2 separate regions of the Homo sapiens genome follow, and region 1 is linked to region 2. Evidence: chromatin contacts called from ENCODE Hi-C or POLR2A ChIA-PET data. All regions are on one chromosome and are shown on one strand. The core of a region is the stretch at or near the end of the contact, and the rest is flanking DNA. Distances in the headings are between cores, read along the strand shown.

Region 1 (5,949 bases), core at 2,899-5,398, 500 kb after region 2:
CATGGTGAAACCCTATCTCTACTAAAAATACAAAATTAGTCGGGTATGGTGGCACGCACCTGTAATCCCAGCTACTCGGGGGGCTGAGGCAGGAGAATAGATGGAACCCAGGAGGCAGAGGTTGCAGTGACCCAAGATCGTGCCACTGCACTCCAGCCTGGGCAACAAGAGCAAAAAAAAAAAAAAGAAAGATTCAGTAAAATAATGGTAAAAGAAAATGGAACAGATTTCACAAAAAGAAAATATTAATTACTCTTAAACATATCAAAGAATGCTCATTCTCCTTTCTCATAACAAAAGAAATGTAAATTTAAACAGCACTGAAATACTATTTTTGACCATATTGGCAAAGATAAAAAGTTTGATAACGCACTTTGTTGGCTTTGTTGGCTTAAGCTTGTGGGAAAGCGGCACTCATGCCTGTAGGAGTGTAAACTGATGTAACTTCTGTGAAGGGCAATTTGGCAATATCTATCAAAGTTACAGAATCACTTGTCATTTAGCCCAGCAATTCCACTTCTAATAATTTATCCAGATATAATCACTAGTTTGTGAAATTACATATATACATGGTTACTCATTGTTACATTGTTTACAGTTGGAAGAGATTAGAAAGAACCTACATGCTCACCAGCAGTGGATTGTTAAATGAATTATGTATACTCCTACAATAGTATACTATATGTTATCAACAAAAGGAGGAAAATTTATATACTGGTACAGCTTAATCTCAAAGAAACATTGTTAAGTAGAGGAAAAAAGTAAGGCTGAGAATGGTGTATATGGTATGTTACCATGTGAATGAAAAGAGAAATGCAGTTTTTGCTTAATATGCGTAGAATATTTCTGGAAAGGTATACAAGAAAAATGTAAGATTTCTAGACTGCAATCCCTTCCCCAGACCTACTGAGGCAGAATTTGTGTAAGCACTGGTTCTGAAGCTTACTGAAGTTTAGTAACCTTAGGGAGAAAAAATTTGAGGAACATTTTTGAGATCTGCTGCCCTAGTTCCAACAGATAGAATTTTATCTTGTTTTCAAACCAAGTCTACCAGTCCTAGTACCTTAGTTCTAATAATTAGGTTCCTATCCCTATTACCTCATTTTTGTCTCAGTAAACTACTTAGTTCCATCACATCCAATCTCTTCTTCCAGGTATATAGGGGTCCCAGGTCAAGGTATCTGGAAGCAGGATGGCCCTAAGCATGCACAAAGCTGGCCAACAGCTCCTTCCTTACCTTTGAGCTGGACATCCTGGGAAGGAAAAATAATTCAATGGTCAGTTCCAAGGGGTGAGCTAAATGTAAAACCAGAGCCCTAAGGTTTGTGTTGATAGCAAAGTACAGAGATGATAGAGGAGCAGGTTTGGAGGAGGTAAACTAGTGATGTCCCCAGAGGCAAAAGAATTGAAGAATGTTTTAAAGGAGAGTCAGTAAGCAAGCCACTGGTTGGGGAAATTCCAGATCCCTGGTTCTTCCTTCGCTTTCCAAGCATGATTGCCATCACCAATACCCAGCCCTGAACTGAATCACGTGGCTGGGCCCCTGCTACCCAGTCTCAGACTTCCCTGAGCTGCCTACCACCCTGCCTAAATTTCTGAAGGCCTCCGATTCCCACCAATCATGAAGTACATGCATGTACCTCCAACAACCAGCATTGTGTGGCCATATTTTTGGGATGCCTTTGCAGGACTGGATTCACTGCTAGCAGCTGCAACTTTATCAGCTCTCCAGTGAGTCTTCCCCCCATTGATTTGTTCTGGCCTCTAGATCCCAGCTTCCCAGGTCAATACTGTTAACCAAAGGGAACCACACCCTATGGGGCCTCATAAGCTGGTTGCTATATGAAATTCATATGTCAAGTTAGATAGCAGTTTCTGCCTAGAGTGACTTGTCTGTGAAAACAGCTAACCTGAAACCACATAAAAAGTGGATCACCATATTGTTGCAAATTTAATTCAGAGCAATGAACACCAATGGTACAAATATTTGGACAGTATCAGGCCAATACAAGTACAGGCCCTGTTATCAGATGTCAGAAAAAGAGGGCAGGTAGGTTAATGGATAACAACTGTCAGAGGTTAGGACAGATCAAGGATATGTCAGGTTAAGCAATCAGAGTCCTGTGATATATAAATCTGATTCTGAGGCAAAGTCTGCCCCAGATCACACATTGCCAAGGCAGCATGTGATCCGAATTGAACTATGCTCAAAACTTCTCACTCAACTAAACAATTATAGGTGGCTAAAGAGGGAGCAAGGGAGTGGCAGAAGGTTCTAAACCTAATAGTAGGTACATATGCAGCTTGGTGTAGTGAAGAAAGCACTTGACTAGGTATGTAGACCTGAGTATGGTCCTGAACTCCTCTCTATGTCCCTTATTCCAGAAACCTCCACCCTGATCCCAAACCTTGCCCAGTGGGGTCTTCTTGCTTTCAATTTAGCAAGCAGAAGTTTGTTCTACATCAGTCCTCCACCTGACTTTGATGGCCTAGAGTAGGTATTTGGCCCCTTTAGATCTGCTTGGTAAGGGAGCATTCCCGGGATTATTGACAAGCAATCACCATTAGTGATCTTGGCAACACTTCCATTCCTGAGAGCAAATAGCATGTGTCCTTAGCAGCTGAGGCCCCCATCTGAGGTGTTTAATTTCCAAAGGGAATCTTGGTGCATGTTGGGCCTATAGAAACTTCTAGCTAAGAAAAGAGAACCAGTTCTCTATATATGAAATGTCCTGGTCATATAACTACAATGAGACATTTTAAACCAGTTTCTCTTTTTAAAAAAGAAACAGAAATTTATTTTAAAAGAGGAACGAACAGCACTCTGGCTTTTGAGGACTTTACTTTTCCCCAATTCTGAAGGTCCTGTATTCAATCTGTGTATTGAAAACTGTGTTTTACTTTTCCTGGGGAAGTGGCCCCTGCCCTGGTTGTCCCCAAAATGTCAGCAATGTGGGTAAATGCTAGCAAAGTAGCTGTCTTCTGCTTTAGATAAAATTCTACCTGATCTTTTTTCTCCTTTCTCCCTAACACAAGTCAGCAGTTAGCATAAGAAAAAAGAATCCAGAATTTTCTAAACATTTGACACATTAAAAGTCTCAAAACTCATTTGCTGTTGAAATGTTGAGGTTTTTCTACCACAATTCCTTAACACACCTCCCTCCTGACCAGTCATCTTAAAAAGTAACTTTCAGCTAGGCGCAGTGGCACATGCCTGTAATCCCAGCACTTTGGGAGGCCGAGGCAGGTGGATCGCCTGAGGTCAGAAGTTTGAGACCACCCTGACCAACATGGTGAAACCCCGTCTCTACTGAAAACATACAAAAAAAATTAACTGGGAATGGTGGCAGGTGCCTGTAATCCCAGCTACTTGGGAGGTTGAGTCGGGAGAATCGCTGGAACCTGGGAGGCGGAGGTTGCAGTAGCCAAGATTGCTCCACTGCACTCCAGCCTGGGCGACAAAGAGAGACTCCATCTCAAAAAGAAAAAAAAGAAAAGAATAGATAAAAGTAACTTTCATTATTTAACTTCCTGCCTCAGACGTCTTTACATGTCAGGTGTGGTAGCACATGCTGGTAGTCCCAGCTACTTGGGAGGCTGAGGCAGGAAAAATCACTTGAGCCCAGGAGTTCGAGGCTGTAGTGTGCAATGATCATGCCTGTTAATAGCCACTGCACTCCAGCCTGGACAACTTAGTGACATTCTGTCTCTAAGAAAATAAAAATAAATTAAACCTCATTGCTATTTAAAAAAAAAAAAATCTTTAAGAGTGCTCATGTCTTCAGGGTAAAGTCAGATTCCTTACCCTAGCATTCAAAGCCCTTCACCGTTAGGTCTTATTGCCTACTAGTCTCCTAAAGGAACTCATAGTTCAAGCCAGAGAGATCCGATCACTGCTTTTACAAAATATCTTATATGTTTCCTGATCCTCATCTCTGCTTCTGTCATTTTTCCTTCCTTTCCACTTACCCAACAGTTACAATTCTTTAAACACCTAGCTCAAGTCCTTCCTCCCTCATAATGGAAGATTACAGAGCCAGGGAGCTCTTCCTCCCTGCTATATTTGCATCACCTATTTGCTATCTGCTCCCATCATTTGGCGTGTTGTCTTATGACAGGCTTTGTATGTATTTTTAACTTGTTTTCTATTCTGCTCATGTACATATTTACCTTTTCAACTTTGATGTTTAACTTTAAGGTCAAGGATCATATCTACCATTGTATTAGCACATCATGACTCACAATACTTACTAATTTCAACTAATTGACAGTTTAAAGAGGAGGCAGAGTTCAGTGACTCATGCCTGTAATCCTAAAACCTGGGGAGGCAGAGGCAGGTGGATTGCTTGAGCCCAGGAGTTCGAGACCAGCCTGGACAACATAGCAAAACCCCATCTCTAAAAAAATATAAAAATTAGCTGGTCATAGTGGCACATGCCTATAGTCCCAGCTACTCTGGAGGCTGAGGTAGGAGGACTGCTTGAGCCTGGGAGGTCGAGGTTGTAGTGAGCCGAGATTACCCCAGGGCACTCCAACCTGGGCAACAATGCTAGATCCTCTCTCAAAATTTTTTTTTTTTTTAATTAAAGGGGAAAATTTTTTGCTTTCATCTTTTCTTACAACCTTCCCTACTTGCTTTGTATCATGAACCATTCCAGTTGGAAGAGCCAACATTGTTCTTTCTGGTTGGAACTTGTGTGGAATTCCAGGTTTTTGCACAGAAAGGGAACACTCCAGGAGAGAGAGAGAAGGAAGCTCTTGTAGTACTAGGATGGCTATCTCCATGACTTCCACCTTTCATCTGTAGATGTCCTCTCCCTCCATGAGCATGCTGGTGCCTCTTAAACACTCTGGCTCAAGGTAAACAAACACAAAAGGCCTTCCCTTGGACCACCTTCCCACAAAACAGACAGGCTTTATTGGACACTAAGGGAGGCCAAAAGAGAAACAAATGCAAAGAAAAACAAAATAAAGACAGACTCCTCTAATATAAATTTTGAGTCCTTCTAACATGAACTCAATCCCAAGGTTCTCAGGACTTGTCCTATTTTACAAGGCATCTACAGTGTCTATAGTCTATCCTCAAATAATGACAGCAAAAATTTTAGGCATACTCAGGGTCTTGTTTCCTATTCTCCAAATTGTGTCAGGCTGAAGTGTGACATTTTATGACCCACTATTCCCTTTTTGGCCATATGTCCTACACTCTCTATTTGCCCAATGTGGCACATCTATAAAACGAGGATAGTTATAAAGCTGATGTGAGGATTGAATGAGGTAATCCAGGTATAGCAGTTAGCATTCAGAAAGCATTCAGTAAATACTATTCATTACTATTTCACAAGCAAGACTGACAAAACTGACCTGTGGTTGAGAAAAGAGTGGGTTTGGCCAGCTGTGGTGGCTCACGCCTGTAATCCCAGCACTTTGGGAGGCCGAGGCGGGTGGATCACAAGGTCAAGAGATCAAGACCATTCTGGCCAATGTGGTGAAACCCAATCTCTACCAAAAATACAAAAATTAGCTGGGCATGCTGGTGCATGCCTGTAGTCCCAGCTACTCGGGAGGCTGAGGCAGGAGAATCGCTTGAACCTGGGAGGTGGAGGTTGCAGTGATCACGCCACTGCACTCTAGCCTTGCGACACAGTGAGACTCCATCTCAAAAAAAAAAAAAAATGGGTTAGGGACAGGGAGAGAGAGACAGAGAGACATTTCAATTTTAACCCTACTACCCATACCACTCATCTAGGGCACCTCCACCACCTCTTTCTAGTTTCTTCTTTTAAAAACATGACTCTCATGCACAATGACTAAAGAGCACAGCTCTACTCTTTCAGTCCCAAACAACACTTACATCCTAATGTAGTGCAACAATTGTTACACTCAACATAGTAACAAAAGAGTCCATTTTTCTAATGGTTCATTTCTACCAGTCCAATAGTCTCAATA
Region 2 (6,297 bases), core at 1,185-3,684:
TTCCGCAGTGTTTGTGTCCCTGGGTATTTGAGATTAGGGAGTGGTGATGACTCTTAACGAGCATGCTGCCTTCAAGCATCTGTTTAACAAAGCACATCTTGCACCGCCCTTAATCCATTCACTGGTTAACAAATTTTCAAGCCAATGGGGAAAACAGCAAATTACAAGGGGAGAAAGAGATGATTTCAGGCAGAAGCCTTCCTTCAACTTCATTGTGACGGATGACAACCTAGCGTTGGAAGGAGAGAAAAAAAAATCCATTTAAAAAAATAAAAAAGCCAGGCATGGTGGCTCACGCCTGTAATCCCAGCACGGAGGCCGAGGCAGGAGGACCCCTTGAAGTCAGGAGTTCAAGACCAGCCTGGCCAACATGGTGAAACCCCGTCTCTACTAAAAATACAAAAATTAGCTGGGCATGGTGGTGCGTGCCTGTAATCCCAGCTACTGAGGAGGCTGATGTGCGAGAATCGCTTGAACCCAGGAGGTAGAGGTTGCAATGAGCTGAGATCATGCACTCCAGCCTGGATGACAGAGTGAGACTCTGTCGCGAAAAACAAGCCAGGAACAGCAGCTTGTGTCTGTAATTCGAGCACTTTGGGTGGCCACGTCAGGAGGATCTCTTGAGCCCAGGAGTTCAAGACCAGCCTGGGCAACATAGTGGGACCCCCATCTCTACAAAAAAATGAAAAATAAAAAAAAATTAGCCAGGTGTGGTGGTGCGTGCCTATAGTCCTCCCAGTTTCTTAGGAGGCTGAGGTGGGAGGATCACTTGACCCCAGGAGTTCAAGTTTGCAGTGAGCTATGTTTGCGCCACTGCACTTCAGCCTAAGCAACAAAGTGAGACCCTGTCTCAAAAATAAAAAAATTAAAAATAAGAACTTCCAAGAAGTCCAGAATCTGCCATTCTGCATGCCTTCTTGGATGTCATGAGAGCATTAGAGTTGCCTCACAATCCAGGTATTTTCTTAATTACAAAAGACTTTAAACCACCCCTCTGTCTTTTGGAGAGCCTTCCCGCTCCTGCAGTTGGCCAGTATTTACAATCAGACTCCGAAGTTTTCCAAGCTGCCATGATCCTTCAAGCTAACAAGAAACAACAAACAGCTGGGGAATATGTCTCTTCAACCTGCTTCTTTGACTTTAACAGAGCCTCACCTGTAGAGAAGTGGGGCCTTGGGATCTGGGAGCTGCTCCAGAACCCCCAACCTCTAGTCCTGCCAGGGAACAGCAACCTATCCAAGCCCTACTACCCAAGAACCCATCTTTCTTGTAAATCCTACACAGAAGATGCAGCCCCACCCTCCAAAACCAAGGGACCACTCAGTCCTGCTGACTCTATCCTCCGAAGCTTCTTGGATCAGCCCCTCCCACCAACCCTTCTGCTATTTCCATGTTTCAGACCTTCAGATGTTCTACCTCCAGCTAGAGCAACATCCTTCTAACTCCAGGCTTCTTCTGGTCCATTGAGATGACATAAGTCACTTCAGTTTACCACCTTCCAAAGACTCCCCATCACCTTCTGGTTAAAGTCCAACACCCTTGAAATGGCATTCATGGCCCTTCATGGAGCTCTCCTGGCCTGCCTGACCTCTCACCACCTCCTGCCTTGCACTTCACTGCGTACAGTCACTACACTGTCTAATATGGTAGCCACCAGCTGCAAGCAGCTCTTTAAATTTCATTATTTGATTTTAGACAGGGTCTCACTCTATCACTGAGGCTGGAGGGTAGTGGCGTGATGACGGCTTACGGCAGCCTCACCCTCCCAGGCTCAAGGGATCCTCTCACCTCGGCCTCCTGAGTAGCTAGGACTACAGGCATGCACCATCACGCCCGGCTAATTTTTTATTTTTTGTAGAGATGGGGTCTCACTATGTTGCCCAGGCTGGTCTTGAATTCCTGTGCTCAAGCAATCCTCACATCTTAGCCTCCCAAAGTGCTAGGATTACAGGCCTGAACCACTGTGCCTGGCCTAAGTTTTAGTTAAAATAAAATTAAAAATTTAGTTTCTCAGTTGCACTATCCACATTTCAAGTGCTTACTAGCTAGAGATTGCATACTGGACAGCATAGAAATAGAACATTCCCATCAACACAGACTTTTACTAGACAGCATTCCTCTAGAAACACCCAAGTGTTTTTATTTTTTTGCACACATCATGCTGTCTTGCCCTGCCAGGTCTTTGCTCATGCCTCTGCCCAAAAGATGCTTTCTTTTATCTTTTCACATGGGTGAGGCTTCGAGACTCAGCTCACAGGTCATCTCTAAGAAGACTTATTCGAATCTCCAGGCTGGGGCAAGTGCTTGGTTCCTGTGTTCTAATAGTTCCTTGTGTTAACTAATCTCTATCTGACCACTTAGCATTTGCTGATACTTCTGTCTCCTCCATAAGACTCTGAGTTCCTCTGGGGCAGGGCCGTGTCTTCGTCAACTCTGTATCCCCAGTGCCTGGCACAAAGCAGGTGTCCTTTGCCGTTGGTCGAACTCATCTGAGTGGAACTGTCAGTGGTGCATGACCATAGAACAGTACAAGTTTAATTGTGTATTAGTAAAGACTCCTATGTAGAGAGAAACAACCTCAACTCAAACCAGTCAAGAGAAAAGAGGAAGTAATGGTTCAATAATTGGGAAGCCCCAGGTTGGTTCTGACTTCATGCATGACTGGATCCAGTGGCTCAACACACGTTACCAGGGCCTGGTTCCCTCCCCAGCTCTTGGCTCTGTTGACTGCCCTGTAACATCCCTCTCAGGCAAGATGACCACGAGTACTGTTGGTCCTTAGTATCTCCAATTTAGCAACCTCAGTGAAGAGAGAAATTCTCTCTCAATTATCTACTTAGTGGTCTCCAGGATGATCCTGTTTGGCCTTGATTTGGTTGTGTGCCCTCCCTCCATGAATCACTGTGGACTGTGAAAAGGAGTAGTTTGTTTGGCTGTGTCATCCTGGCTTACGTGTCTGTTCCTGGGGTGAGAGTGGGGGAGATGAGTATATACGAGCATCATGATTGACAGCTTCACAGGCCACCTGGAAAAAGAAGGCGTTACCCAAAGGAACCAGAAGAATAGATTGCAGGAATAGTGGGAGATAGGGGCTTTACCTCCCACAGGCCCCGCTGCCCATTTGGAGATAGGAGGCAGGGTCAGCTGCTCTCTCAGTGACCTGGACTCCTGCTTGCTTTCTCTTGCCCTTTGTACTTTTCCCATGTAGACCAGAGTCCACTAACCCTCAGATTTCAAGCCACCAATCAGCAGGCTGCAAAGGATCTTGAATTTAGAAGATTTTGCTGGCCCGGAAATACATAGTGATGGAGCTTTGAAAGACAATGGGCCGGGCATAGTGGCTTAGGCCACCCATCACTTTGGGGGGCCAAGGCGGGCAGATCACTTGAGGCCAGGAGTTCGAGACCAGCCTGGCTAGCACAGCAAAACCCCATCTCTACTAAAGATACAAAAATTAAGCAGGTTTGGTGGCGCATGCCTGTAATCCCCAGCTCTTGGCTCTGTTGACTGCCCTGTAACATCCCTCTCAGGCAAGATGAACACGAGTACTGTTGGTCCTTAGTATCTCCAATTTAGCAACCTCAGGAGGCTGAGGCACGAGAATTACTTGAACCCGAGACGGAGGTTGCAGTGAGCTGAGATTGCGCCACTGAACTCCAACCTGAACAACAGAGTGAAACTCTGTCCCAAAAAAAAAGAAGAAGAAAGAAAAAAACTGGCCTCACTCTGGAAAGAACGCTTGTAGAATTTGCCAGCTCTGGTCAAGGACCTACAAGCTGTTGTAACCTTCCTGTTTTTCATGCATTTAAAAAATTAGCTGGGCATAGTGGCTCATGCCTGTAACCCCAGCACTTTGGGAGGCTAAGGCAGAAGGATCGCTTGAGGTCAGGAGTTCAAGACCAGACTGGGCAACATAGGGAAATCCCATCTCTATAATTTTTTTTTTTTTTTATTAACCAGGCATGGTGGAGTGGGCCTGTAATCCTAGCTGCCCAGGAGACTGAGGCGGGAGTATTTCTCAAGCCCAGGGATTCAAGGCTACAGTGAGCTATGATTGCATCACTACACTGCAGCCTGGGCTTCAGAGTAAGACTCTGTCTCTAAAAAAAAAAGAATAGAAAAAATTTTTAAGGTATAATTTACATACAGTAAAATTCACCCTTTTTAGTGTATAGCATTGTGAGTTTTGACTATAGTCATCCACCGCAGTCAAGATGTAAATCAGTTCCCTCAGCCACAGTTCCCTGGGCCCAGTTATAGCCAAACTTTCCCCAGGCCCTGTCCCTGGCAACTACTGATCTGTTTTCTATCCCCATAGTTTTTATTTTTTATTATTAATTTTTTTATTTTAGAGATGGGGTCTCACTCTCTTATCCAGGCTGGAATTCAGTTGTATGATCACAGCTCACAGCAGCCTCAAACTCCTGGGCTCAAGCAATTCTCCTGCTTTGGCCTACTGAGTAGCTGGGACTACAGGCTTGTGCCACCATGCCCAGCTAATTTAAAAAAACAAAAAACAAAACAAAAAAAAAACTTTTTTGTAGATTGGGGGTCTCACCGTTACCATCTTGCCCAGGATGATCTCCAACTCCTGGCCTCAAGTGAGCTTCCCACCTTGGCCTCCCAAAGTGTGGGGATTACAGGCATGAGCCACCTCCCCTGTCCCTGTCCCTATAGTTTTAACTTTTCCAAAATATATAAATGGAAACATAAGGTATGAAGGTTTTGAGTTTAGCTTCTTTCATTTAGCATAAGACAATTGATACATGTCCATGATGCTCTATACATCAATAGTCATTCCTTTTTATTGCTAAATAACACTTCACTGATGGATGTACCACATATTAGTTATGCTCTGATTTAGGTACATCTGGGTTTTTTCCAATTTTTTTCATTTATGAATAAAGCTGCTATAAACATAGATTTTCTCTTTTAAAAAATTGTTTTGGGGACAGGGACTGGTCTCACTATGTTGCTCAGGCTGATCCGAAACTCCTGGACTCAAGCAATTCTCCCACCTCAGCCTCCTGAGTAGTTGGGACTACAGGTACACACCAGCATCCCCAGCTATAAATTTTCATTTCTCTTGGGTAAATACCTAGGAGTGGGATTTCTGGGTTTTATGATAAATGTTGAAATTTATATGAAACTGCCAAATTGTTTCCCAAAGAGACTATATTATTCTGTATGGCTACTACATTATATGAGCATTGCAGTCACTGTGCATTCTTGCCAGAACTTGGGTTTGTTGGTTTTTTTTTTTTTTAAGCTATTCTAATAGATGTGTAGTGGTATTACACTTTGGTTTTAATTTGCATTTCCCTAATGACTAATCATGTTTAACATTTTAGCAGCCGGGTGCAGTGGCTTATGCCTGTAATCCTAGCACTTTAGGAGGTTAAGCCAGATGGATCACTTAAGCCCAAAAATTTAAGACCAGCTTGGGCAACATAGTGAGACCCCATCTCTCAAAAAAAATTAAAAATTAACTGGGCATGGTGGTATGCACCTGTAGTCCCAGCTACTCGGAAGGCTGAGGTGAGAGGATGGCTGAAGCTGGGGAGGTCGAGGCTGCAGTGAGCCGAGATTGCACTGCTACACTCCAGCCTGGAAAACAGAGTGAGACCCTGTCTCAAGAAAAGAAAAAAATATTTTTTGCATGTATTTATTTGCCATCCATATATCATCTTTGTGGAAGTGTCCATTCAAATACATTTTTTTTTTCAGACAGGTTTTCACTCTGTTGCCCAGGCTGAGTGCAGTGGGGGCGATTACCAGGTTGTTACTGGAAAGGGGTCCCAATCCAGGCCCTAAGACGATGTTCTTGGATCTCGCACAATAAAGAATTTGAGGTGAATCCATAAAGTGAAAGCAAGTTTATTCAGAAAGTAAAGGAATAAAAGAATGGCTACTCCAGAGGCAGAGCAGCCCCAAGGGCTGCTGGTTGCCCATTTTTATGGTTATTTCTCGATTACATGCTAAATAAGTGGTGGATTATTCATGCCTCCCCTTTTTGGACCATATAGGGTAGCTTTCTGACGTTGCCATGACATTTGTAAACTGTCATGGCGCTGGTGGGAGTGTAGCAGTGAGAAAGACCAGAGATCACTCTTGTAGCCTTCTTGGTTTTGGTGGGTTTTAGCCAGCTTCTTTACTGCGACCTGTTTTAGCAGCAAGGTCTTTATCACCTGTATCTTGTGCTGATCTCCTATCTTATCCTGTGACTTAGAATGCCTTAACTTCCTGGGAATGCAGCCCAGCAGGTCTCAACCTTATTTTACCCAGCCCCTATTCAAG

The links. A loop is a pair of places that touch in the nucleus more often than their neighbours do. ChIA-PET counts read pairs that join two places held with the same protein, here RNA polymerase II (POLR2A). Pooled maps may share reads with other maps.
Region 1: a loop to region 2 is called in a map with no recorded cell type, with 2.9 times the contacts of the local background. The contact joins two enhancer-like sites. A Hi-C loop is called at or near these places in 1 of 168 maps with a recorded cell type or tissue (posterior vena cava), 3 of 37 single-sample maps with no recorded cell type and 4 of 50 pooled maps. POLR2A ChIA-PET finds 5 or more read pairs at or near these places in 1 of 52 experiments (T-cell).

Annotation. Positions count from the first base shown.
Region 1 is chr2:48,217,928-48,223,876 of GRCh38, forward strand. No RefSeq gene overlaps it. Among named protein-coding and RNA genes, the nearest start is that of FOXN2, 94 kb to the right of the region's middle. Within about 2 kb of position 4,149, at least 2 of the 41 ENCODE cell types and tissues checked have a DNase peak (open chromatin) inside an H3K27ac peak, as active enhancers do.
Region 2 is chr2:47,721,902-47,728,198 of GRCh38, forward strand. No RefSeq gene overlaps it. Among named protein-coding and RNA genes, the nearest start is that of MSH6, 58 kb to the right of the region's middle. RefSeq lists enhancers at 1-384, 2,344-2,793. Within about 2 kb of position 2,435, at least 4 of the 41 ENCODE cell types and tissues checked have a DNase peak (open chromatin) inside an H3K27ac peak, as active enhancers do.